Regions from separate parts of the Mus musculus genome. Here region 1 is linked to region 2. The links are chromatin loops, found by intact Hi-C in ENCODE. Cell type or tissue: left cerebral cortex. All regions are shown on one strand. Each heading gives the region's core, and the rest is flanking DNA. Links, peaks and the distances in the headings are about the cores only.

Region 1 (15,093 bases), core at 3,094-11,093, 140 kb before region 2:
ATGTCACAGCTAGCTTCTTAAAAGGGTACAAATATCAACGGTTTAAAAAAAAACAAAAAAAAACCTAAAGTACAATTATTTAAAGCAGAGTCACAAACCACACACGTGACCCTTTTAAAACATACTACATCAATATACTAGAAAGTTGTTTAATCCTAAGAAGAAAGCTGTAATATATGCTCTCACATGGGTACATGCTGAAATTAGGTGCTTAGAGAGCTCTGGGGCTTTAAGTACCAATGTGGTAAGACTCTTGTTTCAACAGCCCAGCCTGACTGCAGGGTCTAAAATGGGACTGAAGCAGAAGAACAGCGGGCAGATGGTTGCAAAAATCCAGGCATGGTTTGTTATTAAGGCCAAAGCAATCGAGAAGAGGGTAAGAAATGGATCTCACAATGAAAGACAAAAGCTATCCAGACCATGGAAAGAGAGAAAAAGAATCTAGGGAAGTTATGGGAAGCTGGGGAAGTTATCCATGGAAACAGGATATCCAGGAAGACTGGTCTAGCCAAGACACAGAACTTGACTTTCAATTTCCTGTGACAGGTGTACTGAAGTTACCACCACTGTAGTATTAAGGAACCAATAGCTGTGCACACTGTAATCACAGGAGAAGCCACTGTGCTGGCCTGAATGGGAACAGCCACCACAGAGTGTGAACGCTGGGGGTGCTTGGCCATAGAGGGTGGCACTACTAGGAGGTGTGACTTTGTTGGTGGTAGTTTGTCGCTGTGGGGGCAGGCTTTGGGGTCTCTTCCTGAAGCTAGGTCCAGAGTAACACAAAGTCTCTCCTTGCTCCCTGCGGATCTATATGAAGAACTCTTAGTTCCTTCTCCAGCACCATGTCTTGCCTGTGTGTCTCCATGCTTCTTGCCGTGACAAAAATAAAATAAGCCTCAGAAACTGTAAGCCAGCCTCAAATGTTTTCCTTTATAAGAATTGCCATGGTCATGGTGTCTCTTCACAGCAATGAAACCCTAACTAAAACAACCATTAACAGCTCACTGTGTCCAACAGTGTGCAATTTCTGTTCTTTCAAACATCCATGAGTGGATCACAAAGCTCCTGCTTTACTCCTGAGAAAAGATCCATGTCAGTTTGTGGAAATGATTATAGAACATGGTATAAAATGTGTTCTCAGAAGTAGTTCTACCCCACAAAAACATATTATAGAACATATTATTTGAAAGTCATTGCTTGGCCGTGTGATCAAAAGCTAAAGAGTCCAAGTTGAAGACACTACAAACAGATACTATGGAAATCCAGAGCACAGGGAGAGCAGGCAGAGCCTCACACACTGCATCGGTGACCTCTGTACACACCCCAGAGCTGACCCACATTACTCATTCAAACTGATGGATGAGACAGAACACAATGGACAAAGCTTACTGAGCCCGCCAGGAGTCAACAGTGAAGGTAGGTGAAACTCTATGTAAATAGCCATGTTCTTAAAACAGCTCCAAGAGCTCAAACCCAACACCACTTTGTTTGTAAAATGATTTCTTAAACAAATCACTCCCATCAAGAGAACATGATTATAGCACACGAGCTCACCATAATTACCATGCTTGTAACACTCAGCATTTCAGATGTACATGGGACTCTAACTGCCCCACCCAGGAGAGTGGAAACCCAGTGCCACGCTGGGTGCTTCCAAAAATATAAGTCAGGGTTGTAGTTCCCACTAAAATCCTTGAAGGCAGGGCTCTTTCTTTAATGTATAGCAGGAGCATCTAGACTTGTCTTCAGAAAGTGGGGAACACTATTCAGTAAATACTATTGTCTGGGCATTGTGAATTCTAAGTATCTAGTCTAAACTGGGAGGTGGTTGCTCACAACTTTGTTGATATCTGAATTTGAGGCTAGCTACAGAGTGACAACCAGGACAACCAGGGCTACCCAGAGAAACTCTGTCTCAAAAAAAAAAAAAAAAAAAAAAAAAACAAAATCTGGTCCTATATCCTGATTTTATCAGCAAGGGTTAAAACATTGAGCAAGCAAAATGTGCCCAAGGCAACAAAGTTTAAGGAGCAAAGACAAAACCAGACTATTTTTTTTCTCAAACGATATAGTGCTCATTAATCTTTAATTAGAACTTCCCAACTCCATCATTAGTAGTATAGTTATATAATATACGAAGTAAAGATTTTTCTACTTATCAACAACCAAAAGACCAAGGACGTGAACAACCAGCCCATTAGATAAGCATGTGGTTTGACACAATCACCATGTTGGCATTCTCCAACTGGGGCCGATGAAAGTGTTTGTTATTGTGACAGCTCCAGGAGAAAAAGCATGCGGCATTGAACACGCAATCAAGCAGAAAACTATCAACAGAGACCAATAATGTTCAGTAGAAAAGTATATTTTAAAAAACCACTCTTTATGTCCTCGTGGTTAAACACATTTACACCGAGGTGTTATTGCTATTCTAGCTTAAACCATCTACTATACATCTGCTGTTTAAAACAAAGGCTATTAAATCATTAGTACTACACAAAACAGACAGCCACACAACTTTGGAAAAAATGTCAAGTGTCTGCGCTAATGGCAGCTCCAGGTGCTTCCTCCAAACCATAAGGTTCTGGGTAAGTAGGGCTCTGGGGGGCGTGGCTTTCTTTCTGTGCTAAGATCAGAAGCAACCCATTTCTCCTACCAAAACATAAAGAAGTATTCAAAGAGCCAAGATTAACAAAGGGGGAACATATGCATTTTTAAACTTCAAAGCTAGAGGTAACAAGCTAAGAGATTTTTGTTTCAGGAAACAAAACTGTTCTACAAATAGCCATGAATATAAAAATATATTGACAATGTGTGGACAGTTCTAATTTAGCTGTCCCTAGAGCTAACAGAATTAGTATTCATCTGCCATGCTATGACAGCATAAGAGATGAGTAAGGAACCTGACTAACACCCACAACTGCTCACTTTCATCGCTCCCACTGCCCACAGCCAAAGGGAGGTCCAGCTAATACCACCGTCTTCCATTAAAACAGCGTATGTGAGAAAAGCAAGCCGAGATGAGTCAGAAGCTACCTAATTCTACTGAGAAAGCAGAGAGTGATGCTTCTCACAAATACAAAACAGCAAAGAGGAAGAAAGACAGAGAGCAAAGGGGAAAGGGAAAATAAAAAACATGAAGACGAGGGAAGAGTAATAAAAACAGGCAAACAACATGGCTGCAAAGATTGATGGACACAGCTCACTGTTAGAGAGTATGCTAACCAGGAGGGAGGAGGGAGAGTCTTTGTAGCTTTGTTTCTCTTAGCAGGAGATGGTCTAGAAATGCAATGCCCGATATCCACTAAGTGCAAATATACTGAAAGAAATGATTGGTCAGTGCGTGGCATCTATGAAATGGCATCAATTTTACATTCATACTGTTACTATAAAAATATAAACTAACATCTGCTTGAAATTAAGACCACACACTGAAAAGATATGAACTACAAACTGCCCTTTGCTAGTTCCAGCATAGGCTAGATTGGGTTTCACCCAGAGCACCGAGTTCCTCTGCTTTGTCTCCTTTTTAACAAAAACCACATTTTGTTCAGTCTCTCTCACCTTACTCGGGTATGCACAACTCAGACAGGTCCCAGTGTAGACTCTGTTGGTCTAGAGCGGTCCTGAGGTTTCCCTTTTTTTGTCAAGAAGACAGGCATTCATCCAGTACCATGTTTGCAGGACAAGATTCGGCCCTCTACACGGGTAGCCAGCTTTCCTGGCTCAGAACACTGAGGAATGAATGTTGTAATCATCTCCAATCCACTGGGAAGAAAGCCTAAGGAGGAGTCAGCTCAGGATACAGAGCACTGAGGGAAATTACAGAAATGAGGACCAACCCCATCATGCCAGACCAATCAGGTTCCATTTTCTGTGACATAACATGCACTCCTGTGGCTGAAATGATTGCCAAATTCAAAAGGCACTCAGAAGTTGACTTGGCTAAAGGTGATCATGGAGCTGAGATTAAAAAGGCAGTCACTTGCAGTCCTAGTGAAAAAAATGTTCCCAAAGGCCAGGTAGATACTCATCTATGACCTCAATAGACAGGAAGCTAAGGTGGGGGGGGGGGGGGCGACTCTGTATTTAAAAAAGAAAGGGGAATATACCTACAAATGTACAATGGAGGTACCCTGTTGCAGTAACTCTCCATCCCACATATGCCCCGGCAATGAAAACACGAGTCAGTTAATATAAATACATGCTGCGCGTCTAGATAGGGCAGACCTACCGCTGCACTACCATCTTCCATAGCTTATGAGACCCCTTAGAACTTGCAGTTTCTCCAGGCCATATGCTTCTACTCTGCTTTTCTTTCTTTCCTTCTTCTTCTTCTTCTTCTTCTTCTTCTTCTTCTTCTTCTTCTTCTTCTTCCTCTTCCTCTTCCTCCTCCTCCTCTTCCTCCTCCTCCTCCTCTGCGTCCTCTCCCTCTTCCATTTTCTCCTTCTCTCTCCCTCCTTCCACTCCACCTTCCCTTTTATCTGCCCAATCATCAGCTCTTCTTTATTTTACAAGTTAAGGTGGGAAGCAGGTTTACAGGAAATCACCTGAGTGCTGACTCATTCCTTGTTCACAACCCCTCACAGGAGAACGGAATTAACATCAAATATAATTAACCCCAGGGCTATCCACAACAGCACCCCTTAGTCACATGATCACTGAGCATGGCTACTGTTACAGGTGCATTCAAATACAGATGTACTACCACATATGATACAGAAATCAATTTGTCAATAACTATACCCCAGGGAAGAACTCGATGAACATCTGTGATGAACACCTTGGATCAAAGCACTTGGGAGGTAGACACAGGCATGTCTTTGTGAGTTTGAGGCCAGCCTGCTCTACACTGAGTTCCAGGCCAGCCAGAGCTACCACTGAGACCCTATCTTAAAAAACAGAAAGTTTGGGAGCTGGAGAGATGGCTCAGCAGTTAAGAGCACTGACTGCTCTTCCAGAGGTCCTGAGTTCAATTCCCAGCAACCACATGGTGGCTCACAACCATCTATAAAGGGATCTAATGCCCTCTTCTGGTGTGTCTGAAGACAATGACAGTGTACTCATATACATACAATAAATAAAAATATTAAAAAAACAAAACAAAGCAGAAAGCGTATCACAGTCCCAAGTATGTATTTCAAACCAACAGTCTCACTATCCTACATTTCAGTTTGAAAGCATAGTATGTGAAAAAAAAATGCTCATGTGCACACATGTATCTACTTGTATACTAGAGACAAAGAATAAATGTTCTGTGCACACATGTAGCTACTCGTATATTAGGAACAAACAATAAATGGTCATGTGCACACGGGTAGCTACTTGTGTACTAGGGGCCGAACGGGAGACTCTCCAAGAGAAACAGAATGTGAGAAGTGAGAGAGAGTGAGATGCAGTACAGGAGAAAGGAGTTCTCACGGAGCCCAAGTTCCATGAGATGAAGGACTTTCGCACTGCATGAGAATAGATTCCCACTCTGAGAGAGCAGCAGAGCCATCTTGCCGTGCCACACAGCTCCAACACAGAAACAGCATGGACACAGACAACTGCCAGGCTACTCCAACTCGGAAGCATGAAACTCATTTCCTAGCGCACGGAGTTTAATCCCTCTAATGCTCAAAGTAACTGATTTTTTCAAATCTATCTGAAATATTCTACAGATCAACCTCATCCCACACAGACTGCTTAAAAACCTATGTGCTTAAAACTTCCTTTACAGAAGTCTTTTCATGGGCCTTCAAGATGCCAGCAAGCCTGCACTACGCATTTGACCCTTGGACTCATGCGGTGAAAGAAATGTCTCTAAGCTCCCACCCACCCCTTGGCACGCTGCACACACCTTCTATGCACTTAGGTAAATGCACTTAGGTAAATGCACTTGCTTGTTCCTTTCCCCTCCCAACCTCAGGACAGAGCAGAAACATGTCCAACAGAACACTACCGTGCAGGGATGCAAACAGCCGCGGCTACTCTGTGCTGAGGGAAGGAAAACACTGCACGCACCACTTGTCTCAAAGTAGAGAGCTGTTTTGAAAGGGAAGAGAAGACAGACAGGGAAGGCCAGACAATCACATATAAATGCTCCTGGTCGCTTTCAGCGGCTTCCTCTTCAGGAAAGCAGCAGCCAGCCGGTCTCATAAGCACAGAGATGTCACACTTCCTGTCCACACCTCCTCGCCGGCCACATCTGCTACCATGTGCCCATAAAGAGGGACATTTTTGTGAGATGAGTAAAACTCCATGTCCCCAGTGCAATGTCATACATCCGGTGGCTTCCCAATAATACTTTTATGTTGTTCCTAGCATCTAGGGAACATTTATTAGATGCTCATCAAGTAATACTTTATGGAAAAGAAAAATATACTAACGGGTTTTCAGAGCAGGATCAAACCCATCATCTCTCATGATTTTTTTAAAAAAGATTTATTTATTTATTAATGTAAGTACACTGTAGCTGTCTTCAGACACACCAGAAGAGGGAGTCAGATCTCATTATGGATGGTTGTGAGCCACCATGTGGTTGCTGGGATTTGAACCCAGGACCTTCAGAAGAGCAGTCAGTGCTCTAACCACTGAGCTATCTCTCCAGCCCCCATCTCTCATGATTTTAACGGATACCATAAAATGTACTTTTTATGAGCTCACTGCAGCTACCCTCTTCATAGTATGCTCATCCAACTGGAACACTTGGTATCCACTTCTCGGTATCAAGTGGTAATCAATAACCAGTTACCTATTTCTGTGTAAATAAACTTACTCCTATGGCAACAAAATAACAACTCTGTTTCTAGAGGCTCTTCCCAAATAAGCTACAGACAAATCCACCAAGGTTAACTGCATGGGATAAACACACAGGCTGCAGACGCTGCATTTTAATAGGTCATAAGACAAAAGCTTGTCAAAGTCAATCAATGCCCCAGACTATGACAAGTCCACCAAGCTGGGGCCTGCTTTCAAATCCTCTTCTGTGTAAGCCCAGGAATGCTGCAATGTAAACACACCGGCTGGGGGAGGGGGACTCCCTCATTACAGCAGGGCAATCCCTGTGGTGTTAACAGAACCACAGAGATCACCAGTCAGTCACCGCATACCACTTTCTATTGTTAGGGAGTAGCAATAGAACCAGTTGGAGTTTCTCTTCATTTTTAAAGAGTCCTAGATGAGTAAATTATATAAAGATAAAACAAAACTTACTTAATCCCATATAAATGTCAGAATCTAAGCAAATGAGTGAATTTCCTCAGTAAGGCAAAATTAGGTATTTAGAAACAAAAGACAGAGAACAACATTATGAAAACAGCATACAGTTCTTGACGACAGAAACTGTAGATGCTGAAGCTGTGGGAATTCCCATCTCTAAGAGCTAAAGAACAATTCCCTTTCGTCAGATCCTATAGGGAAATTCTATAAATTAGTACTACACTGAGATTTTCACCCTTAATGTGGGGGGAAAAACCCAACAACTATGCAGCAGGCCACGGCCTTCACAGTGCATTAAAAAAGACTTGAACCTCATGCGGTTCCTCAGGCAGGAGGTGTGAGCCAAGGGTAAGGCAGGAGGACAGGGGGATGACATAAACCAGCCTCACCGTGACTCACCGCTGCATCTGAAACAGCTACTTGTGTTAGATAACCCACACAACTCAGCATTTGCCTAGAAAAATGCAAATAACTAAACAAAACTTGGGCCACTAAAATACACATATGCATGCATGCAGTCACACACACACACACACACACACACACACACACACACACACACATTTTTAAAAGGGCTTACAGCAAATTTAGCACAACATTCTATTCCCAGAGTATGCACAACCACATCTCACCTTCTCGGCACAGTGTCTCACCTTCTCGGCACAGTGTCTCACCTTCTCGGCACAGTGTCTCACCTACTCGGCACAGTGTCTCACCTACTCGGCACAGTGTTTGTCGTACTCTACATTTTCAACCTGGACTTTAATCACACGGTCAACAACAAACTTCCTTTCCCAAGTAGAAACAAGTAAGCAAGTACCATAACCCAACCGCTCCAACAGAACTCTCCTGCTCATACACGCGAGCAAGCAGCATCCAAGCACAGCCAGCCAGCTCTCCTGCTTCCTGCCATTGGAAGCCTGGAAAGCCGATGGAAATCCAGTTCCCGAGCTTAGTGAGTGGCCCCACCCAAGTGGACCCTGCGGGATGGAGAAGGCATGCTCCCTAGAAAAGCTCAGCTTGCTTCCAAGTCACTTCATTCCTCAGCTGGAAAAGTCAAGTGGCCCAACGCACTTCCTGCTGCCTCTCCTATGCAGTTAACTCCATGAAGACTGCCGCGGTGATAAAACTGCAGTTCTGTAACTGCAATTTCCATGATTCAACCATTACTAAGAATGCCTTTCTCATTTAGTTGGGTTTTTTACATTTTATTTATTTACTTAGAGGAGAGAGGGGAAGAGGGGAGAGACAGAGAGACAGAGAGATGGAGAGACAAAAAACAACTTCTGCAAGTCAGCCCTTCTCTCACATGAATCCGGAAATCAGCTCAGGTCATCAGGCCTGGCAACTGGCATCTTTACCTACTGAGCCTTCAGTTTTATGGTAGTAATTTTTGTTCCCCTCAAGAGCCAAAGACTCTAACATCAGGCATGAGAAACTGTTTTGAGCTGTTAAGGCTGTCCAAGAAACTCCCCAAACATCTTAAGTTACTGCCGTTGCCTTTGGTTGTCCCCCCACCCCCCACCAAAGGTGGAAGTAAATGGTCTTCAAAGGTTAAAAACAGTATTTTCCCATCATAAGGGAAACATTTTAGATATTTCAATAAATAAGATTCCACTTGTACCATATGGTCAAGAAAAAATAATGTTTTCTTCATGAGAAGACATACTCAAGGTTAAGTTTTTATAGTAGCTCCAAAAAGATTCCTGTCGAACTACACAATGTAAACTTTCGTGTTGTTCTATATAATGAAAGCAGACTGTTCCCAGTTTTCACTGCACCACGAATGAGCAATTTGCTGAGATTCTCAGGAGAATTCATTTTAGTTAATTCAAAGTATAATCCTGTATGCATAATTTTGAACTGTAAACCTATTTTAAATGTACTTACACTTACTTATTCTGTACATTAGAAGTGTATACAAGTATGCACAGCATACTGAATGTGTAAAGCTCTGAGGAACCTTACAGGAGCTAGGTCCCTCTCTCCACTGTCTTAGTCTCACATGCTAAACTGAGGTCTTCAGACTTGCCAAAAAGCACCTTACCCACTGAGCATCTCACACGCCTTTAAAACACATTTTGAATAAATACTGGTCATACGAATATATTACATACACAGTTCCAGACTTCTTCTGTGGAACAAAGAAACCTAGCAGCTACTGACCTACAGCACAAACACCAGTGCCCCAGGCATCAGCCAGCAAGTCTCAGAGCTCTAGCTCAGACCTCTACCACACCAGCGTGCCTTTCTTTTCTTTAGCCTAGCTGTAAGGTCAGAAACGTGTCCCCACTAAGATCTGCACTGAGTACGTGGAGGCTTCAGGGTATAGCAAATGTAGAATGTGCTTGTGGAGCACAGGTCCTCTGCTAAAAGCCTGTGAGAACAGCAGAGAGCTTACACCACACCCACCTAACGAACTCAGAATGCCCTGCCAATTCCAATGTGCAACCTCCAGAACTGTGAGAAGCGATATCTGACGTCTCAGCCGGCCAGGCCAGTCTGTGGTGGTTTGTTCCATCAGCCTGACTCCTCACAGCCATGGGAGTCACCTCAGCTGCTGAAGTTTCAAACTGAAGACCCCATTCATGAGACACATGAACCTCATAGCTGGAGAGACCAAGAGAGCTAAGTAGCAGGGCAACTTTGTGGCACTAGGATTTGCAAATACAACCCAAAAATATTAAATGTGTTCCTGCACTCAGGCGTCGGTACAGAGGAAAGCGAAAATTACTCCAGTCTGCTCCAAAGCAGGCGACTTTCCATCTCTCTTATCAATTTTAATACCTTTGGTTTCTAGATTATTAACTGAATCCAGTTATAAAGCTTAGCCACTATATTGCCAGCAGAGAATTCTACAAATGTTCATTTCCATGTAAGCTATTGTTTCTGAAAAGGTTTTAAACAATTCAGAGTATACAAGCTGAAACACGGCTTGCCTTTTGTTGACAGACACTTGTATATGTTTCATGTATCTTTGGAAAAATATTTTTATACTCTATTTTTAATGCTGTATCATCACTATCATAAAACTGAAAAAAGAAAGTTTATCTTTAAAATGTGGTTTGTATCACTGGTCAAGAGAATTGTTTGCTAGGGTGGAAAACATTATCCTTTATTTGTGGACAAGAGTCTATAGTGATTTTAATATTAAACCCCAGGGTAACTTGATTTTTTAAAAACTGTTTTCCACCAAAAAAAAAAAAAAAAAATAGGACTGGGAAGGGAGGCAGGAGAGCACACAGGAGTGAGCGCATGCCTAGTCCCTGAAGTCCTGAGGCTGTGCAGGACTGCTGGGAATCTGAGATGAGCCAAGGTTACAACAAGCAAGGAGAGAGAGAGAGAGACAGAGAGACAGAGAGAGAGAGAGAGACAGAGAGACAGAGAGAGACAGAGAGAGACAGACAGACAGACAGAGACAGAGAGAGAGACAGAGACAGAGAGAGAGACAGAGACAGAGAGAGAGAGAGACAGAGAGAGACAGAGAGATGAGCACGCAGAGGACTCAATAACCCAGCAGTCAGCTCAAAACTCCAAACCCTGAAGTGTGCAAACGCAGTGCAAAAAAGGTTCTGGGTATCATGAAAGGACAAGGGGACAGCAGAGCTCTTTAGGAGCATCTCTACTCTGTGCATCTTCCTTTAAAAAGTGAACACCCATCACCTGCAAAACCTATACTACAGCATGCCCTGCCCAGCTGAAGAAGGAAAAGGAAGACAAAATGAAAGGAACGAAAACAGAAACGAGGCTCTTTTCTATATCCTAATGCCAAGAAAGAAACAAACAAACAAAAGAGAGACCCACCAGCTCCAGTACAAGAAGTGCAGATCTAAAGTACTTCGCAGCCTGCCCCATCTTCTGTTCTCAAGAAAAAGCCAGTTAACTCCTAAGGACAGCTACCAAAGGACAACTGCTAAAAACATCTCTCTTCAGGCTAAAGAGGTGGCTGGTGGCCAGGAGCACTTACCACACCCATACAGGACTGGGGTCCATTCCCAGCCTACAGGGCAGCTCACAGTTGTAACTCCAGTTCAGGGGGCCAGCAGCTTTTCCTCCGGCACTTGCATATATGCAGGCGAAACACTCACAACTATCTACTTACTTCACCTGGGAGGGCATTAAACTTACACTTGACCCATTTAAATAATATTCTCACGCTGCCCTTTACCTAAGTCTATAGAATGAAGGTATCAGCCACTAAAGTCTTTAACAGGATAGGTGTTAGGATCAATAAAAAAATGACCATAGAACCTGCCAGTGAAGTGCCAACACTACCAGAATGCAGGAGACTATTAAACAAAAACCTTCAATGATCAGCTTTTTGCTGACTGAATGTGTCCTATATTAATTTTATTTTTAAAAAGATATTAAAATATAATAATCTGACTAGACAACGTGATTTGTTTATTTTTTTCTCAATATGCAAAATGAAAACAATTTCTCCAACCTACCCACCTCCAGTAGTTTCCCTTCAAATCTGTCCTCATCTGGCTTTTAAAAGAGCCATCACTGGGGATGGAAGATGCCGTAAAGAGAGGAGGACCTAGGTTTGGGCCCACAGCATCCACACAGAGCTGGCCTCAGTGCAGTGCATCTGTAAGCCTAGCAATGTGGGGTAGGGCCAAGGGGAGGATAGGCACCTCCTTGAAGCTCACTGACAAGCCAGCCTAACCCATCAATAAGCCCCAGCTTCAGAGAGACTGACAAATAATGTAGAGAGCAACTGAGAAAGACGTCCAATGGCACAAGGTCTGGCACACACGTGGACACACGCCCATACACATGTTCACCCAATTCACACAAAGCACATGGATATTCCTCACCCATTTTTTTTTTCTTTTTAAAAAAAAATAATGCGGGGGGGAGTGGGTGGGTAGGGGAGTGGGGGTGGGTGGGTAAGGGGGACTTTTGGTATAGCATTGGAAATGTAAATGAGCTAAATACCTAATAAAAAAGGGAAAAAAAAAAAAAATAATGCTATCATTAACATAAAGAGGCCATATGGTCCAGTGGGTAAGAGTGCTTGCTGCCAAGCCTGACAACCTAAATTCAATGCCTTGGATTCACAGGCTAGGGATGGACCAGCTCCCAAAAACTGTCCGCAGACCTTTGAACTCACTCCTGTCCACACACAATGTAGAAAAGTTATAAGACAAAAAGCAAGTTGTATGAAGCTGAACACAGATTGCTTCTACTAGAAAACATGAAGGTGCTAGCTGATGGGCACAGCCTGGGGGGTACAGCCTGAGCCAGTCTACCTCCCGGCACTTCTGCTGACGTTCCTTCTGGAGATCAGCAGCCTCCCAACTGCAGCTCTACAGCATCCTACCTGGAACTAGACTTCTGCATGTGCTTCTGTGACTTCAGCACTCAAACTTGAATTGAAGAAGACAATCGTACCCCTGAGTAAAAACACACTCTCAACACAAGTGCCCTCGGTTCAGCACAATACACAACTACGCGCCAGCAAGCCTGTACATCATCATTGCTTTTGCCTATGAGATCTTGATTTTGGTTCTGAGGCTACCGACCTCTAAGGAAAGTGGCTCCTGGCAGCATGAGAGGAGGGCTGGAATAACCCTCCTCTCATTAACCGTAAGCACGATAAGGGAAGCGCAGACAATTCAACAGTAAGTAAGTGACTGATGAGGGGAGAAGGCTCCCAAAGTGACCTTGAAGGATAGGGGGAGCTTCCTGGCAGATGATAAGAAGGCATAAGTACATTCCAGACTGTGGGAACAGTGGGGAAGGGCCTGCGACCATTAAAGATAAATGTGCTGCAGAGAACGGGGAGTGCCTCATCTGCCTGGAACAAAGGGTGGGGAGTAGAGGTGGAAAAACGGAAGTCACAGCCAAACAATGCCTGGTCAGTACTGAACTCAGAAGTTCTCACTGGAGCCTCTAGGCGATGGAAACTAATATTAACTTTGTGTCTCTGGATGACTGCTCTGGCAGTCTGAGAACAAGTGATACAATGAAAGGAAGCTGATAACACGATTGCCCCAACGATTCCGGAGGATTCCTGATGGGGCAACTGAAGTACAAAGAGGTGGGGTGCGGAACTGTTTAGTGAGCAAACAGACATGACTGATAGGAAGCTAGGTGGTGGAGGAAAGGAGAACAGAATTCCTTAAAGTCAAAAGACAAAGAGGAATACAACTGGCCTAAAGAACCTTCCAAAGAGACCAGGAATAAGAACAAAGGAATCAAAGCTACTTGGATGGTACTTGACTGAGGTGTCTATACAACACTAGACTGAAGAATGAAAGGCTGGGTAGTGACAGAATGACAGAGGCTCGAACTGCTAGGTCAGGTAGTGTCAGAGGGGATAGAGCCCTGGGGCAAAGGGAGTAAGGAAGACATTCCCAATGAATTTTCAAGGAACTTCAAGAAACAGTGTGAGATGACAAGAAGGGAGCCAGCCGTTGAATGTGAATGCCGGGAGGCATCCAGACACACACAGGAAGGCAGCTGTAGGGACTCACAAAGATTAAGGGGTGCTAAGAGAGTGTGGTGCAGGAGGGAGAGGCAAGCAGGCCACAGAAGCTCTGCCTGGCTGGCACTGGGAAGGCAGGAAGCAGTAACTACCACACCTCACAGAGGGCAGGATGACACATGCTCCACGTATGTAACCTAAGGCACCAATATCTTAGAAGAGAGGGGAAATCGCTTCTAATGAGGGGCACCACACACACACACACACACACACACAATCCATGTAAACAAACAGGAAGCACACAAGAACCCTTGGGCTAAACAATTTCAAAGAGAAGCGATTGTTCCCTTCTGCTTTTTAACTTCTCGGTGTTTGGAATTTCCTGTATAATCTTTCATCTTCTGATATATAAACTTGATCTGTAAAGCAGAACTTAGTAAACTACCACGAGGAACACAACCCAATGAGTGTCAGTGTACCTATAGGATGTATGAAGGCAGAGAACTGAAAAACTCACCACTAAAGCGGAAGAGCTTAAGGAAGGGTGGTCAGTTCTCATCAGAGTGTTTACCAAGGGCCCAACTACATTTATTTTACAAGATAGAAAAACTACAACTGTGATTCCTACTCTGAAACTGTGAGGCCTGAGTCTAATAAAAGCTCAGTTCAGAGAATAACCAGTGAAGACCACCAGCACCAACAGGACCCCTAAGAGCATGTGAGGTTATGAGACAGTGCTCCTTTTATAGAGTTGAACCCTGTCCAGGGTGGGCTTTAAGATGTTCTGACGGTGCACACAAACACTATCTGGAGGGGAACCAAAACAGCACAGCTGCAAGCCATCTTCCCCTGCTGTTGGAAGCCACTTGATCACAGCCCCTCCCTTTCAGAGAGAGTCTATAAAAGCCAGAAGCAGGACTAGTTTCCCCTACAAACTGCTTAGTGGAACTGCACTCTCCTGATCCAAACTTTAAAACTAATATACATAATAGTTGCTTTAATTTAGAATGGAAAACATAAAAACTTGAGAAAAATCCCCATTTGAACCAAAACTTAAGTAGATAAACATACATCTGCAAGTTACAGCCTGCCACCATCATCTCAAACAGGAAATTTGGATCTACAGTGGCAGAAATTTCTTTTTCAAACTTCTGAGTAGTAGTAGTAGTAAAAAAAAAAAAAAAAAAAAAAATTAAATAATTTGTATTCATATTAAGAATATTTATTTGAACTTCATATTTATGGCATGTGGCTATTTCATGACAGCTAAAACTAAGAAAAAGCTATCTTAAAACCACTGAAGTAATACCAAGGCATACTCTGGCAGCTCAATGGGCACCTCCTGACACTGTCACTCCCAAGGCAACAACAGACTCTCCTATTCAAATACATCATCTGCAGACCAGAGAAAAATCAACACCTACTTCTCAACAACCAAAAAAAAATAAATAAAA
Region 2 (15,093 bases), core at 4,231-12,230:
AATTAAAAACACTCTTCAAAGGAGAGAGCTAGAGAGAACCAGGCGGTAGAGGCAGGATGCAGGCAGCTGCCAAGAGGCAGACAGTGACTTTGAGGCGAAATGAAGATGGGCTTGGAGAAAGCTTCTTGTTGTGACAAACGTTTGGTTGCTCCCTCTGTGATTCCCATTCGAGATTCCTTGGTTAATAAAATCTCAGTTGGAGGTCTAAAGACAATCTGGCTCCTCTTGGGTGGATCTGGCCTTTAGATAAGTGGGCTTCCGTGGATGCCCAGCCTAACACTCGCTGCTACCCGGAGCCTCACAGCTGAAGTTCAAAGTAGAACATTGTCTGAGACCTAACAAAACAGCATCCAGATTCATTAAAAATGAAATAAATAAGAGCTAACATAACTGTCTGCACTTTGTAGATGGACAATGAAGGAAGAACTTCAAAGTAGTAGAATTTAATAAACTTCCAAAAACTGCTTTTAAGTCTATATTTTGGGAGGGGCAGGGTCTTGCCCCGGAGTTCAGGGCTCTCTTTAAACTTTCTATGTGGTCTACCCTGGTGTTGAACTTGCGGCAGTCATCCTATCTTAGCCTCTGTTTTAGGATTTACTGCTGTGAACAGACACCATGACCAAGGCAACTGTTATTTACATTTAACTGGGGCTGGCTTACAGATTCAGAGGTTCAGCCCATTATCATCAAGACTGGAGCATGGCAGCATCCAGGCAGACATGGTAGAGGAGGAGGTGGGAGTTCCTCATGTTCATCTGAAGGTTGCTTGGAGAAGACTGGCTTCCAGACAGCTAGGACTAACCCTTACCCACAGTAACACACCTCCTCCAACAAGGCCACACCTCCTAAGAGTGCCGCTCCCTGGGCCAACCATATACAAACCATCACAGCCTCCCAGTGCTGGGCTTACTTACAAGTGTGGGCGACTGCATCAAGGGAGCATATACATCTGTTGGAACATTATGGTGGATGATTGGTCATATGGTTCAAAAACTATAAATAGTCATGGTCTTTTATCTATCAATCTCCTTCCTGGGAATTTATTTTAAGCAATAAAATAGTAGGGCGGGAGAGATGTTGCAACAGTTAGGAGGACCTGCGTTCATTTTTCAGCACCCGTGCCTACAACTCCAGCTTCCGAGATCTGACACACTCTTCTGCCTTCAACAGGCAACTGCATTCATGTGCACGTTCCTATAAACAGACACATGCACATCATTAAAAATAATTTAAACAGAGTCTTTTAAAAAGTAATAAAACGGGACTGGAGAGATGGCTCAGTGGTTAAGAGCACTGACTGCTCTCCCAAAGGTCCTGAGTTCAATTCCCAGCAACCACATGGTGGCTCACAACCATCTGTCATGAGATCTGATGCCCTCTTCTGGTGCATCTGAAGACAGCTACAGTGTACTTAGATATAATAAATAAATAAATAGATAGATAAATAAATATCTAAAATAAAATAAGAATAAAAAGTAATAAAATATTTTAATGGAATGACAGAAAGTATCATAATGATTAATAATGACACACTGGCATGAATTTACATGAGACTGAATAATAAAGTCAACGGTAAATTGAATGCATTATGGTACTCTTACATTAATCTGAAACTGTGATATAGAAGACTACTAAATGACATGAGAAATTATTTCTAATATGTTGTACTATTAGAAATCATGTTACAATGCTGGATATGATATGATTTTTATGAAATGTATGTAGTGATACATGTGTATATATATCTATATCAATAACTGGCTTGATATCTTCTGAACACTTCTGATTTATATTATATATTGTGGTACTGAGGGCTGAACACAGTCCACGCAAATGCAAGAGCTTCATTTCTAGACTGGTGATAATGTTTAATTTCATTTCATAAGTTCTTCTGCATTTAAAGATTTTTCTAGAAAACAACACAAGTTATTCACAAAATAGTAGTTAGAGCTGTTTGAAATAGTTTTAAAAATTCAAATTCTTCTGATTTATTTATTTTTTGTTTTTCAAGAGAGGGTTTTTCTGTATAGCCCTACTGTCCTGGAACTCTTGCTGTAACTCACAGAGATCTGCCTACCTCTGCTTCCTGGGTCCTGGGATTAAAAGTGTGAGCCACCACCTGCAGTCAAGAAATTAAAACTCTAATAGTTAATTTTAGCAGACATTTCTCAGCCGTGCAGTTATTGAAAAACTATTATTAAGTAGACACAAGATCTGGTGATGTAGCTTAGCTGTAGAACAGGTGATTAAGATAAGAAATCCTGGGTTAAATCCTTAGGGACAAACATGGAGAGGGGGAGGGGAGGGGGAGGGGTGGTGCCTGATGGTAGGTGGTATCTTAAAATCATTCCGCTAAAAGACCAACAGGTTTTATGGTTCCCCTCCAACACAACAGGATGTCATCCTGAGTCACCCTTGGTTACCAAGAGTCCTAGCTTTTGTGTTGATATTTGACTATGTCTTGTAAAACTGCGTGACTTCGCCTCCTTTGAAACCATTTGCAACTGTAGTTTATCCGTAGGACAAGGAAGTTTCTAGACTAAGGATTAGAAGAATTGTTCTGGGGGATGTTCCCGGGGAAAGGACTATAACCACAGATAGAAGTGTAGCTCTTGTCTATACTGAAGGGAGTCTGGTAGATAAATGAGCCAATTAGCAACAAGCTTCGAAGGTCAGAGGTGGCTTTTGCTACCAGAACCATGTAGGAATTTGAGTGTGAAACCTTTTCATGCAGCTCTCTTGACATCATACCCTGACCATCCCATAGAGAGAAGAAAGGCTGGCTGTGTTCCGAGGAACCTTATTATCTCAATAAACTCTGTAACTTTCAGAGGTTCTAAATCATACGGTTGATTCTGCCAATCTCCTAGCACAACACAATGTGTCAGGAAGAATTGGTCTCATTTGCCAAGGACCATCCAATGAAGACTGGGAGAATCCACTGTAGCCCTGTGAACCAGCCAGGCAGTGGTCTGGCCGGAGGAGAAGGGGTCCTGGAATCAGCTGGACTAGGGGTGCTCAGGAAGTCAACTGAGCCCTCGGAATGAGAGGTCGTGAGGATTACTCCATCAGCAGCACACAGCTGGGATGGCCAGGTATAACTGGAAAAACCCGAGAGACTTCTATTATTGATGTCAACTGCAGCTCATTTGAATTTTCAGGCCAGAGACACTAAAGCCTTCTTCCTGCCTCCCTTCCCCTTCCCGTTCTCCTTTTTGAAACTTATTTGGCTGTGCAGGTTTGTTTGCTTGATTGATAAACATGAGTAGTTAAAAAAATAGATCTGAATCTTTTTATCCATCCATTCATTAAATACTCTCAGAGCAACCTCTGTGTACTTGGTAACACAAAGACTTGAAAACACAGGTTCTGTCTTGTGGGGGGAACGAATGGGGCAAACGGTAACAAGGTAAGAGATGGGCGAGCGGGCACAGGCCTACTGAAGCAGGAAGGCGCAGCACCTAAGGGGTGGGGGTTGGGTCTAGGCACTCTTCTCTCAGGAAGTCACACATATCCCAGCTCATCCTTACAGTTCTGGTCACCTGAGCTGCCACGTCTGTTCGCAAGATGTCTGATCTTGGCCAACTAGATTGATGAAGGCCTCTCAGTAGACCCAAAGATGGCAAACATAATGCTTACAGGTTTTGCCCTTTAGTCAAAGTCTCTCTCTCTCTCTCTCTCTCTCTCTCTCTCTCTCTCTCTTTCTCTCTCTCTCTCCCTTGCTAGAAACTGATAGATTACATTCCAAAAGCTCGCCCCCAAGGTCTAGTCCTTATTTGGCTGCTTTCTCATTCCTGAGACAAAACACCAAGGTCCAAAATTCAAAATTCATTATTTGGCTAATATGTCCCATCAGGATTTATGAACTCACCCTAGCACAGACTCCCTGTTCTTCTTAGAAGCCCACTCCTGCAAAACAAGCAAAACAAACAAACAAACAAAAAACCAAAACAAAACATACACAAAAACAAACCACAACCACCAAAAGAAAACAAAACTAAACTAAACTACCTGATGTGGCTTGCTGTGTGCCTATCTAGAGGCAGCCCCCACCTTGCCCCTCCCAGGTAATAACTCTCCTTTGTGGTAAGAATTTGGTGTCTGGGGGCTGGTGAGATGGCTCAGTGGGTAAGAGCACCCGACTGTTCTTCCGAAGGTCCAGAGTTCAAATCCCAGCAACCACATGGTGGCTCACAACCATCCGTAACAAGATCTGACTCCCTCTCCTGGTGTGTCTGAAGACAGCTACAGTGTAGTTACATATAATAATAAAATAAATCTTTAAAAAAAAAAAAAAAGAATTTGGTGTCTGGATGTGTTCTGTGTCTTCTCCTTTGGTTGCCAAACCCCTTCAATTGTATCTGTAATCTGTGCAAGTGAGGAAAGCAGGGAAACTCACCCGAAAAGTGAGCGCGTCCTGTTCTGACGGCAGCCCAAACTAAAGGAAGAAGGTTATTTTTATTTTTAATTTATTTATGATTGCTTTTTGGTGGCTTGCCTCCATTCTTTCTGGCAAGTTCATCTGCTTGGTTGTTGCCACTGCTACATCCCTTTGGTGCTGTTAGGAACCTTCTTTAGTCTTCCACAGTGCCAGACTGAGACTTGCAGACCTGTGGACTGAGCAACTACTACTGTGTTTTTAGCCTTTCTGGTGTGAGACAGCCATTTTCGGATTTCCCTGGTGTTGGCTTACAGGCGATTCCGCTGGGCTCCTCCCAGGAAACTAGCAAAGGCTTACCTCATAATCTGCCACCATTACATGCTGCAGCCAGGTGCAGCCAGGCAGCCTATAAAAGGACTGCTAGCCACCCCAGTTCACTCTCTCTCTGTTCCCACTTGTTCCCAGCCAGCCAACCTCTCTCCCTTCCCTCTTTCTGCTATCTCTTCCTTCTCTGTCCTCGTGGCTGTGCTACTCGATACCTACCTCTTCTCCAGGCCCTCCCTCCCCTCCCTCCCCTCAAATAAACCCCCTTTATACCAGGTCTATTGCATGGTATGATTTCTCAGGGGGGCACCCTAGCATGGGTCCACCAGGTCCCCACCCCACCCTCCAGTCATTATATTTCATAACACCTGAACTATGTAGACCTCAATGTGTAACAAAAGGTGGTGCAGTGTGAAGAAACTAGGCAAAAGGAAAAAGGGTTTAGCTCAGGTGGCTCGGGAGGGCAAATGTATAGTCAACACAGGCTTTAAGTAAAGCTGGTTATGCGGGGAAAGCCTTGTTCTCTGTTTTCTGGTACGGGAACACAACAGAGCTAGGCAATTCAGGGTGCCATTTTTGGTTCCTAGCTTAACAAAATAATTTAGAATTAGAGTTTGCAACAAAACACCATGACTGGAAAGGAAGCTGAGGAAAGGGTTTATTTGGCTGACTCATCACTGGAGGGAGTCAGGACAGGGATGCGAACAGGGCAAGATTCTGGAGACAGGTGCTAATGCAGATGCCATTGAGGATGCTACTTTCTTATAGAACCCATGACCACCAGCCCAGGGATGGCACCACCCACAATAGGCTGGGCACTCCTCCATCAATCACTGATTTAGAGAATGCCCTACAGCCAGATCTTATGGAGGCATTTTCTCAATCCAGGTTCTCTCCTTTCGAATAACTCTAGTTTGCATGTCAAGTTGACATAATACTAGCCAGCCCAGACTTTGAGAGAAAACCAACCAGGGCAGGCAAGCTTTAAATACTGGCAGCTGCTGGGAAGAAAAAGGTTAAGAGCAATCATGCTTTTCAAATTAGAGGTTGAGATCAGAGAAAGAGTGAGAAAGGCTAGAGAGTCACAGGGCTTGCTTAGACTTTGGCCAGTAACTGAAAAACAGATAAAAGTGCAAGGGCAAGCAGGCTTAGCGCCGGCCCTTGAATCTAAGTTCAGGGAATGCCCTCTCCATCTCCCTCTGTTCCTCCTCCCCCCCCCCCCCCCCCCGCAGACCACAGTTTCCCCTCCCTGCACCCAGTTCTCCCCCCCTCCCCCCTCCCCCAGATTCATTCCTCCTTGGTTTTCCTTCAGAAAAGAGCAGCCCTCCGAGGAATATCAACCGAACACAGCACAGCAAGTTACAGTAACTCTCATATCAGGGATGGGCAAGGCAACTCAGTAGGAGGAAACGGGTCCCAAGAGCAGGCAAGAATCGAAGATACCTCTGCTGCCAGTGATAGGAATCCCACAAACATGCCATGCTAATGTAAGGAACAAGACAAAGAAATGATACCATGAAAAACAAACCTAGAGTAGGCTTGAGTATGATAATGTAACCATGGAAACCAAGCCTTGTGTGTGTGTGTGTGTGTGTGTGTGTGTGTGTGTGTGTGTGTAAGATAAAGTTGAAGCCCGGTGAAGTAACATGTGAACGCCTTAGTTATGATTGGCTAAAATAGTTTAAAAACCCCAGTCTGGCACCGCGACTCACTCACTCCCAGAGTCCTACGGAGATGCCGTCTCGCTGAGAGACCAATCCGCAGACCCGGATGCCCTGAGCCTGCACCTCGAACCCAACTCCAGCAGGACCTGAAAAACAGGAGACTTCGTGAACCTTACTTGACCAACCACCATCAAGCCAGGCTATCACATCGGGCCAGACCGGAGGTGTGTGAATGAGTGCGATCCCATTTCACCATTTACTTGTTTATTGCTACTTCCCAATACATAAGCTATTATAACCTAACCTCCAAGTCCGAGGTTTCCTTCTCGCCTCTGTCCTCAGTTCACGACAGTTCGCAACAGTTTTGTGACGCTAAACAACCACAGCATGTATGTAGAGCAACTAGCCCAGACCCATGCAGGATCTGTGAGCCTCTATGAACCAACCCTGCTTAGTTGATTCTGTGGGTCATGTTCTCCTGGTGTCCTCCACCTCACTGGCAGAATCCTCCAATTCTTTCTTCCCCTTTTCCTCAGGGCTCCCCAAACTCTGAGGGGGAGAGACTGGAAGGAGACTTCCAAGTAGAGAGCTTTCAGCTCAAGTTTGGTGTGGGTCTCTGCATCAGCTCCCATCAGCTGCCAAAGGCAGCCTCTCTGATGACGATTGGGCTAGGCACTGATCTATGAGTACAGCGGAATATCATTAGGAACCATTTGCGATTTTCTTTTTCTTATCAAAGGTCTCTGGGCTGTCCAGCCTCTGGTTCCTGGTCATGCTGTAGTATCAAGCATGGGCTTCCTTTTGTGGCGTGAGCTTCAGACTAGAGCAGTCACTGGTTGGCCACTCTCCCAAGATCTTTGCCTCCTTTGCCCCAGCACATTATTTCAGACAGGGTAGATTGTAGGTGAAAGGTTTGGGGGCTGGGTTGGTGTTCTGGTTCCTCCACTGAAGTTATATCCCAAGGCTAAGGATTACACCACAGATGTGTGGTTAAAATAGAAACACAGCGCTTTGGTTTTGTTTTGTTTTTAAAAGGAGGGAAATCCAGGAGTGGGCTCTTGAGCTGAAGGAAGACACCTCGCCCCCAAGCATCAGACCACACATGAGGTGCAGAACCCACGTCTCCCAGGTCTGTAGCGTCCTTTGTGAAGCCCGAGGAGGGGGGAGTGGGGGTAGTGCTCTACTCTTTGCAAACTGGCTGTCAACCTTGCTGTGTCAGTGCACTGCTCCTACTCCCCAGTTACATAAATACACCTTTAAAACAGAGTGGGGAGTAATCCTTACAAAGAGAAATGTATAGTCTACTTCCAGCAGGAAAAGGGAGGGCAAAGAGTTGTTTCTCTGTCTACTGCGTAAAGTAATCCTTATGCTTAAACGTCTTATCTGTACCCTGTCCAGTCCAGCTAGCATCGGCTGGCCTTTGAGGATCCTCTTGCCGCAAGCTCCCTTACTTATTTTTCGTTCTTTCTCTGTGATTAGATAGCCTGCTCCTTTAAAAAGACCGTTTTCCGTGAAGATCCACAAAAAGGGGCTAAGCAGGGAATTCTTCAAAGTTCCCTACCAGCTTTAAGGGCTACAGCTGTGGAGAAGAGACACACCACCATATTTTCTTAAATTAAAATTACATTCCCCAACAAACCAGCAGTAATACCACCATTTGCCCCCAGCCCGGAAAAAAACAGTAGCATTCTTTTCTACAAGACATATTCATATTTTAACTATTAAAAAAAATAGTTTTCTCTTATTTTATTCAGATACTGAGGAGCCTTGCCTGCAAAAAATTTGTAGATGATTTCATTTAACAATTCCAACTTTTAGCTCTTAAACTGCTGTTGAAAATGCTACTTTTGGGGGGGGGGTAATGGCAAGTAAATAAAAGCATCTCATTATAGCGACGTTCAAGGTCTCGCTATTGTATTGTACATTTTGCTCAGCCCGCCTATTTTGCAATCAGATCTGTGTTTCCAAAGCTCCACGCTAAAGCAAACACACGGGTTCTCAAGGGACAGCGGGCCAAGGAATGCTCTCTGGATCCCTGGCTCGCCCCTCCGAGCGTGGGACGGGAAGGGCCGCGCCGCAGGAAATAACCGAGGGCGGCCAGAGGTCGGAGCCCGAGCCCAGCACGGCCCCGGGGACCGCCCCGATCCGGGTATCCACGCCTCGCCGGGCCGGCCCCTTCCGGCTCCTCCTGAAGCGGCGGGTGCCGGGGATGCTGCGACTCGCGGGGCGTTGCGCCTCCGCAGGCCTGGCCGCCGCGGCCCGCGCCCCCGCCGTCCCGCGCGCCCCGGGCCCGCGCCTCCGTCTCTGCGCCGCGACCATGGAGCGCCCCGCCGTGGGTGAGAGCGCTCCGCCCTGCGCGCCCCGGGGCGGCCTCTGCCGTGGGGCGTGCTCGCCCGCCCCGCTCCGCCTCCCAGGCCGCCCGCAGCCCCACGCCCCTCGCGATCGACCCTCCCCCTACACCCTGGGCATCCCGGTCCAGCCCGGTAGTCCGGGCAGTTTGGTTGCATCCGTGGGTCTCCGTGCACCACTCCACTCCTCGAACCGAAAGGGGTGTACACACAAGTTGTTGTTTCTCTTACCTCTTCCTATCTTGTGACCCATGACCCAGAGTTTTGCAGCACATCCTTTCCTACTGTGTTGGGGAGGTTAACAAAATCAAGGGGGGAAAAAAAAAACTCCGTTTTATTTACCTAATTATTTTTTAAAATGGCAAATAGAAGCCTCTGAACACTGTCTTGTCTCATTTAGGGTTTTACTCGAGGCTTGGCAAGGCACACTTTAAAACGGGCGCCAATCTGCTGGCGCCCAGGATGTACTTCAGCTTGGGTCAACTTTCGTTGTATGCTGAACCTGGGTAGGAATTAGAGGTTGGACTCGGAGGGAAAGGGACTGGGAAGTAAGGGGAAAAAGGTGTTCTACAAGAACACCTACATGTATACAAAGCGTAAGAATATTAAAATAGGCAGTCCAAGCATGCTATGTAAATACTTTATATGTATGTAAATATAAATCAGGTGAATAATGTACATGCGTTTATAAATTTCATGTGAATGCAATTACTCGTATCACGTGAGGAGATGCCCAGAGTGTCCCTGCTTGAGATGTTTTTATAAGGTTACAGGAGTGTGGGTAATAGGCAGAAGGGAATAGGGTAATAGTTGGAAAGAGAGGACTCTTCTCACCTTTTTACACCGTGTGGCTTTGCAGTTTGGGATGCTGTTAGCGCATCGTTTCCCTATAGTGACAAAGCTTATGGCACTTGTCCAGTTTACTGGGTCCTTCCATTCATGTAGTGTCGATTTGTCAATTTCTCCTTAATAATTTGGATTGCTCCCTCTTCATGAGGCGCAAATGGAAGCACACTGGGTAAGTGGCCTGGTTGGCATGAAGTTTAAACATTTCTGGAGACCTACTCTGCTGTTTTACGTAGCTAGTCGAAGTAGATAGACCGTAATGAATGACAGGCCCATTCCATAGCTGTTTACAGTGCTGGGGAACCAGAAGAGAGTCTTGCCCAATGAAGGTGTGTTTTGTTGTTCAGATAGGAAACTTACTTTGTAGGACTTGGGCAGTCTGTCTGTCTGTCTGTCTGTCTTTTTTGTTTTCTGTTTGCTTGGCTTTGGTAGTGTTTGCTGAAGTGTCCCTGTGATCTGAGGATTTGAATGCATTTACTTTCTTGGCTTGAGAAGATTCTTTACATACATTCATGGTTTTTCTTACAAAAGCAATATTCACTTTAGAAACAACCTAGTACAGTGGTTGGAAAGTATTTGGCATTCAGAAACACTTCAGCTTTTATTCTTCCTTTCCTACCCGTACGTCTTGGGAACATGCAGTTTTCTAGCTACTTTTTGACTTATGCTTGTTTTTGTAACACTGGGGATAAAGCCTAGGGCTTTGTGTATGCTAAGTCAGCATGACCTTGACTGCGTATCTGCTTGTTAGAGAGTCGCCTTTCCCCCTGTTGTTAGACTCCTCATACCGGTGGTTTTCAGTCACCAGAATGATCATGCACTGTTTAGTTGTTTCTCTGTTAGACATTTAAATTAGTTCCCCTTTTCTCTTTGCTTCAAGCAAGGTTGCGAGGAGGCCTGTTTGAGTGTATGTGAGAGGAACCCAGATTTCAGTAAGACATTTAGGCCATCTTCCGTGCTTCTCACCTGTTGACCCATTGCTTCCTGCCTCAGTTTACAGTGCTGCCATCAGTATATGGTAAAGAGTGATTCTGGAAACTGTGGGTCATGTGACATGTTCACGTGATCCGAATGTTAGCTCCTGAATCTACTTTACTTGTGGGCAGGTTCCTAAGTCGGTGCCTGGTGTAATACTAGTCTTCCCTATAACAGAGTTGTTAAGGTTTAAATGAGTTACTTAGCAAAGTGCGCGTGCCTGGCATAAAGTACCCATTACAATGTTGGCTAGTAATGCTGGTAATGCTAATGTCTAATTAGCAAAACTAGTAATTCTAGTATTGCTAATTTCCAGCTTCACGTCATCATTATTAGTGTAACCTTTACTCCCGTGATTATTTGGATTTTTGGAAATGATACACTTTGTTTTAGTGACAGACCAAATTTTGGGTGACTTTAAAATTCTTTGTGCCATGTGGCTCAGGCTGAGGGTAGCCTTGAACTCTTCACCTTCCTGTCTGTGCCTCCCTGGGATTGCAAGTGTGACCTAACACGCCTGGCTTACACACTTTGACATAGCTTGATGTACTTTGTAGAGTTGAATCTCAGTCTGGTACGCAGCAAGCAAGAGCTCTCTCATGGTGGTAGATCCCGAGCTCCGTTAACTTTACAGGTGAGACAACAATCTCACTAAATTAGTTGTATAGGTTTGTTTGTTTTTTTAATTTATTATTCTGCCTCAACTCTTTAAGTACCTGGGATTGCAGGTCTGTGCTACCAGGCTCAGTTTATTTAAGCAACATTACAGCAGCCAAAACAATGAATTTGTGCTTTAAATCTTAAAGATCGACTGTTTTAAGGCAGTTTTCCCAGAGAGAAGTATTTACAGCTTATGTAACAGGAAGTATGGTTGTAATGGATATATTTAGTTATATCCCTTAGACTTTGCCCAAATCCCTGTGTGCAAACCTGGAGCAAGGCTCCTGAGATTTAGTTTGAGAAATATTGTTCTGTGGAATGATCTGCACTTCTTTCGAGATCTGTGAGACAGATACAGTGATGCATACACCAGCCCTTTGGTAACTAAGGTAGGAGGATTGCTAGTTCAAGGTCAGCCTGGGGTATATAGAAAGATTGTGTCTCAAAAGCAAACAAACACAAGGACTAGGATGTGGGGAAAGATGAACCCTGTTGACAGGGAGGTGAGCTTGTGTAATAATACGGTGGGAATCAACATAGAGGTTCCTCAGGAGCTGAAAATATAACTACCCTATGGCTATATGCTATGGCTATACTGTATCGCTGTACCACTGCTGGGTATAATACACTCAAAGGATGCTTACGTCAGTGCATTGCACATCCACATTGATGATACACTGTTCACAGTCGTCAAGTAATATTACTAACCTAGAAGCCCATCTACACAAGAATGGAGAAAGAGAATGGGGTACGTTTATAGTCTCCAAAATTCCATAACACAGCATTTTCGCAGTTGTGAAGAAAAGTGAAGTCAGGGCATTTGCAGGAAAAGAGATGGGACTGGAAATGCTTATCCTAAAGGAAATAAGCCAGACTCAGTTAAACAACATGTATGCTTTCTCGTATGTGTGGGACCTAAATTAAAATATATATGTAGATATTCACATGTATTTATTTATGTATGTGTGCTTGTAGGTCATGAAACATAAAAGAGAATCTTGAAGGGGAGGCAGAGATAGAATCTAAAGGTGGTGGACAATAAAGAAAGGAATGAAGTATTTTTAACAGGAAGGCAGAGAAGGACTAAGTCCAGGAAGCAGCTGGGGGTGGGCAAGGCGAACTGTTATGAACAAATGATATGGTGCACGAGTATGAAAGTGCCACAGAAGAACCCAGTAATCCGATAACCCCAAACTAAAGCTGGAACTCCAGTGTCATAAAGAATAAAAGAAAAAAAAAAGACTTAATTGTAGGTCACATTCTCTTTTTGGAGTTAAGTCTTGTCTACAAAAATTCCCTTCATTTTGTTCTCTAACGGTGGAAAGTAGTTTGTATTTTAAGTTCTTGGCTTTTGTCAATTTTGATAGAAGATGGCATTTGAGTTTAATATTTAGATATGTAAAATGATGGCAAGTGGGCGGCCATTGTTCTGTACCCTGTCATCCCCGAGAGGTGGAGGTAGGAGACCGAGGAGTTCAAGGCCATCCTCAGCTACATGTTGAGTTTGAGGCCAGCTTGGAGTGCAGGAGACCTTGTCTCAAAACCAAGACCAAGGAAGCAGACATACAGACAAACACAAAAGAGTGCTCTAGAGAAAATCATAGTATGCCTTATGTTTTTTTTTTTTCTTTCTGATATTGGTTGGTTCTAGTTTTGGTGTGTAGGATTGAGCCCACAGCTGGGCACAATAGACTGGTGGTCAGTGGCCTTTTAATGAATCCTGTGAAAATGAGACAACCTTTTTTTTTTTGGTTTTTCAAGACAGGGTTTCTCTGGGTAGCCCTGGCTGTCCTGGAACTCACTCTGTAGACCAGGCTGGCCTCGAACTCAGAAATCCGCCTGCCTCTGCCTCCTGCGTGCTGGGATTAAAGGCGTGCACCACCACTGCCCGGCCTGGTTCAGAGACTGCTGTTAAATACCATTGGTTTCCATGGGTAGTGAGACAGCCATACTGCTGTCGGATAATAGCCACGTCCAGGTATGTACTTGCTTTGTCCAGTCATTTGGTAAAAGTTGGTAGAGGATTCTTGCAGGTGATCTTGCTCAGTGCTCAGAGTGGAATTATCCAAGGGCAGCCAGCTGGGGCACCGAGGGGGTGATGATGAGGATCATTTTTACTGACAGTCGTTGAAAGTTCCCCTTTTCTCCACGTTTCCTGGTTAGAGTGGTAGGTAAGCTGTCACTTTCCAATCTCACGGAGAGGACAGACAAGTGGGCAGCTGCAAGGCGTGCATTCCTGGTGGTCCTTCCTAGGTGTCCAGAAGGAGACTGGATCGCTGGCTCCCTCAGCAGCGTTTGTAGATCATGCTTTTTATTGCAATCTGTCATTAGAGCAGGTTCAAGGGATAGGAAAAGTGACAGTTTTGGCAATGACTTTCAAACTTCCCTTGCACATGGGAATCACCTAGAAACTTTTAAGGAATTCTGGAGGATACCCTGGTCTATACCGTGTAGACCTGGTTTAACTGGCCTGGGGGTGAGATCCATCCCTGGACAGGTTTGGTGCAGTGCCTGGAATCACTGCTCCTAGTTTAAGATTCTTTTTGGCTTCATTGAGTGACTCACTTAGCATGCTTTGCTTGCTCAGTACTGATGCTAAGTGATCTTATGATGTACTAAAAGTTGAAGTGCATCAAGGACTTAAAGAATGACTTAATTTGCCATGTATTTAATGATTCTCCTTGCTTTCAGAATGTACTAGAGCCAAGAAATCAGTTTCCTCTATTTCATATATTACCAAGATGTGCGTTGTAAGCATTCATTGTAAGTGGCAAATACCGTAAGGAGAAAATAGGCCTTAAAATACACCAAGCCTGCTGCACATCATTGCTTAGCAACATAGTCCATTATAGAGTTTTGTTTCTTTCATCTCAAGATCTTGGGGCTGTACTGAAGCTGGGGCTTACTGCTGTCCCTCCCCCACCCCACCCCCAGCATCACAAGAAGGAGCATCATTCCACTAGCCTGGGAAGAAATCAACACTCAAAATTTGAATATGCTTTCTACTAAATGACACTGCTTTCCTGAACAGCTGACAGGAAGGAAAGTTGAACAGAGAACAAGATGCAGACCACTTCCCACAGACTCTGGACATGGAACCCCACCCATATCCCGACCTCACGCCCTGCCTCCTTGGCTCCAAAAGCCTAACCACATTCCACACCCTGCCTCCTTGGCTTTGAGAGCCTCAACTCCACCCCATGCCCTGCCTCCTTGGCTCTGAGATCCTGAATCCCACCCCATGCCCTGCCTCCTTGGCTCTGAGATTATGAATCCAATCTCACACCCTGCTTCCTTGGCTCTGAGATCCTGACCCCACCCCACGCCCTATCTCCTTTAATAGTAGTAAGAATGATAGCTAGCTTTTGTACTATCGTGAGATTGAAAAGTTTTACTTGAAGCCATTGTAAGTCAGGAACTTTCCACATGGCATGTAGACTTGGGAAATAGTATTGACTTGATAGTATCATATTGGGACTATTTCCTGTCACTAAGTGCTAGATTGAGAAAAAGTTAGGGGAGCCATAGTTGGGTTTATTTATTTCTCCAATTCTGATTTTATGCAATCTTCTTAAATGTTATAGGTAGTATATAGGTATGTTTAATTGTATAAGTACTTTAAAAATTGCTTTATCATTGATATTGTTATTTGGAGTCAAGATCTCAGTCTATAGCCAGGCTGGCTTTGAACTCAGGATTCAGGCAAGGGTCGATGCAAATTAGAAACACAGAGAGGGAAGAAAAAGGGATTAGAGGTGAAGTGCGTAAGTGTGTATGTGTGTGTGCATGTCTCTGTGTATGTGCACTCTCATGTGTGTGCGTGTGACTCTGATCAAATACACTATGTTCACCTATGAAAATATTACAATGAAACCTGTTAGGAGTTATATATATT

Evidence for each region. Hi-C counts contacts between places; a loop is a spot of excess contacts. Peaks named below come from ENCODE experiments on the same cell type or tissue, not always from the same donor. Only the 100,000 strongest peaks of a DNase experiment are listed, where the experiment ranks them.
Region 1: it touches region 2 in a loop (3-fold over the local background); 2 of 42 quality-filtered maps call a loop at or near these places.

The regions. Positions count from the first base shown.
Region 1 is chr10:25,425,626-25,440,718 of GRCm38, reverse strand. All of the region lies in intron 1 of Epb41l2 (erythrocyte membrane protein band 4.1 like 2), which reads right to left. Among named protein-coding and RNA genes, the nearest start is that of Epb41l2, 73 kb to the right of the region's middle. In left cerebral cortex, for the core only: a CTCF peak has its summit at 6,446 (motif pointing right); DNase peaks (open chromatin) are centred at 6,107, 7,576, 8,079, 9,491 and 3 more places; H3K4me3 peaks cover 961 bases; H3K27ac peaks cover 3,867 bases.
Region 2 is chr10:25,290,540-25,305,632 of GRCm38, reverse strand. It overlaps Akap7 (A kinase (PRKA) anchor protein 7), which reads left to right and starts at 8,554. Exons shown (of 8, transcript NM_001379238.1): 1 at 8,554-8,705. It overlaps Gm40617 (predicted gene, 40617), which reads right to left and starts at 7,024. Exons shown (of 6, transcript NR_166644.1): 1 at 6,816-7,024; 2 at 6,418-6,515; 3 at 4,400-4,438; 4 at 3,872-3,909; 5 at 2,078-2,119; 6 at 1-1,194. In left cerebral cortex, for the core only: a CTCF peak has its summit at 8,479; DNase peaks (open chromatin) are centred at 7,825, 8,513, 9,133, 9,618 and 1 more place; H3K4me3 peaks cover 2,086 bases; H3K27ac peaks cover 2,287 bases.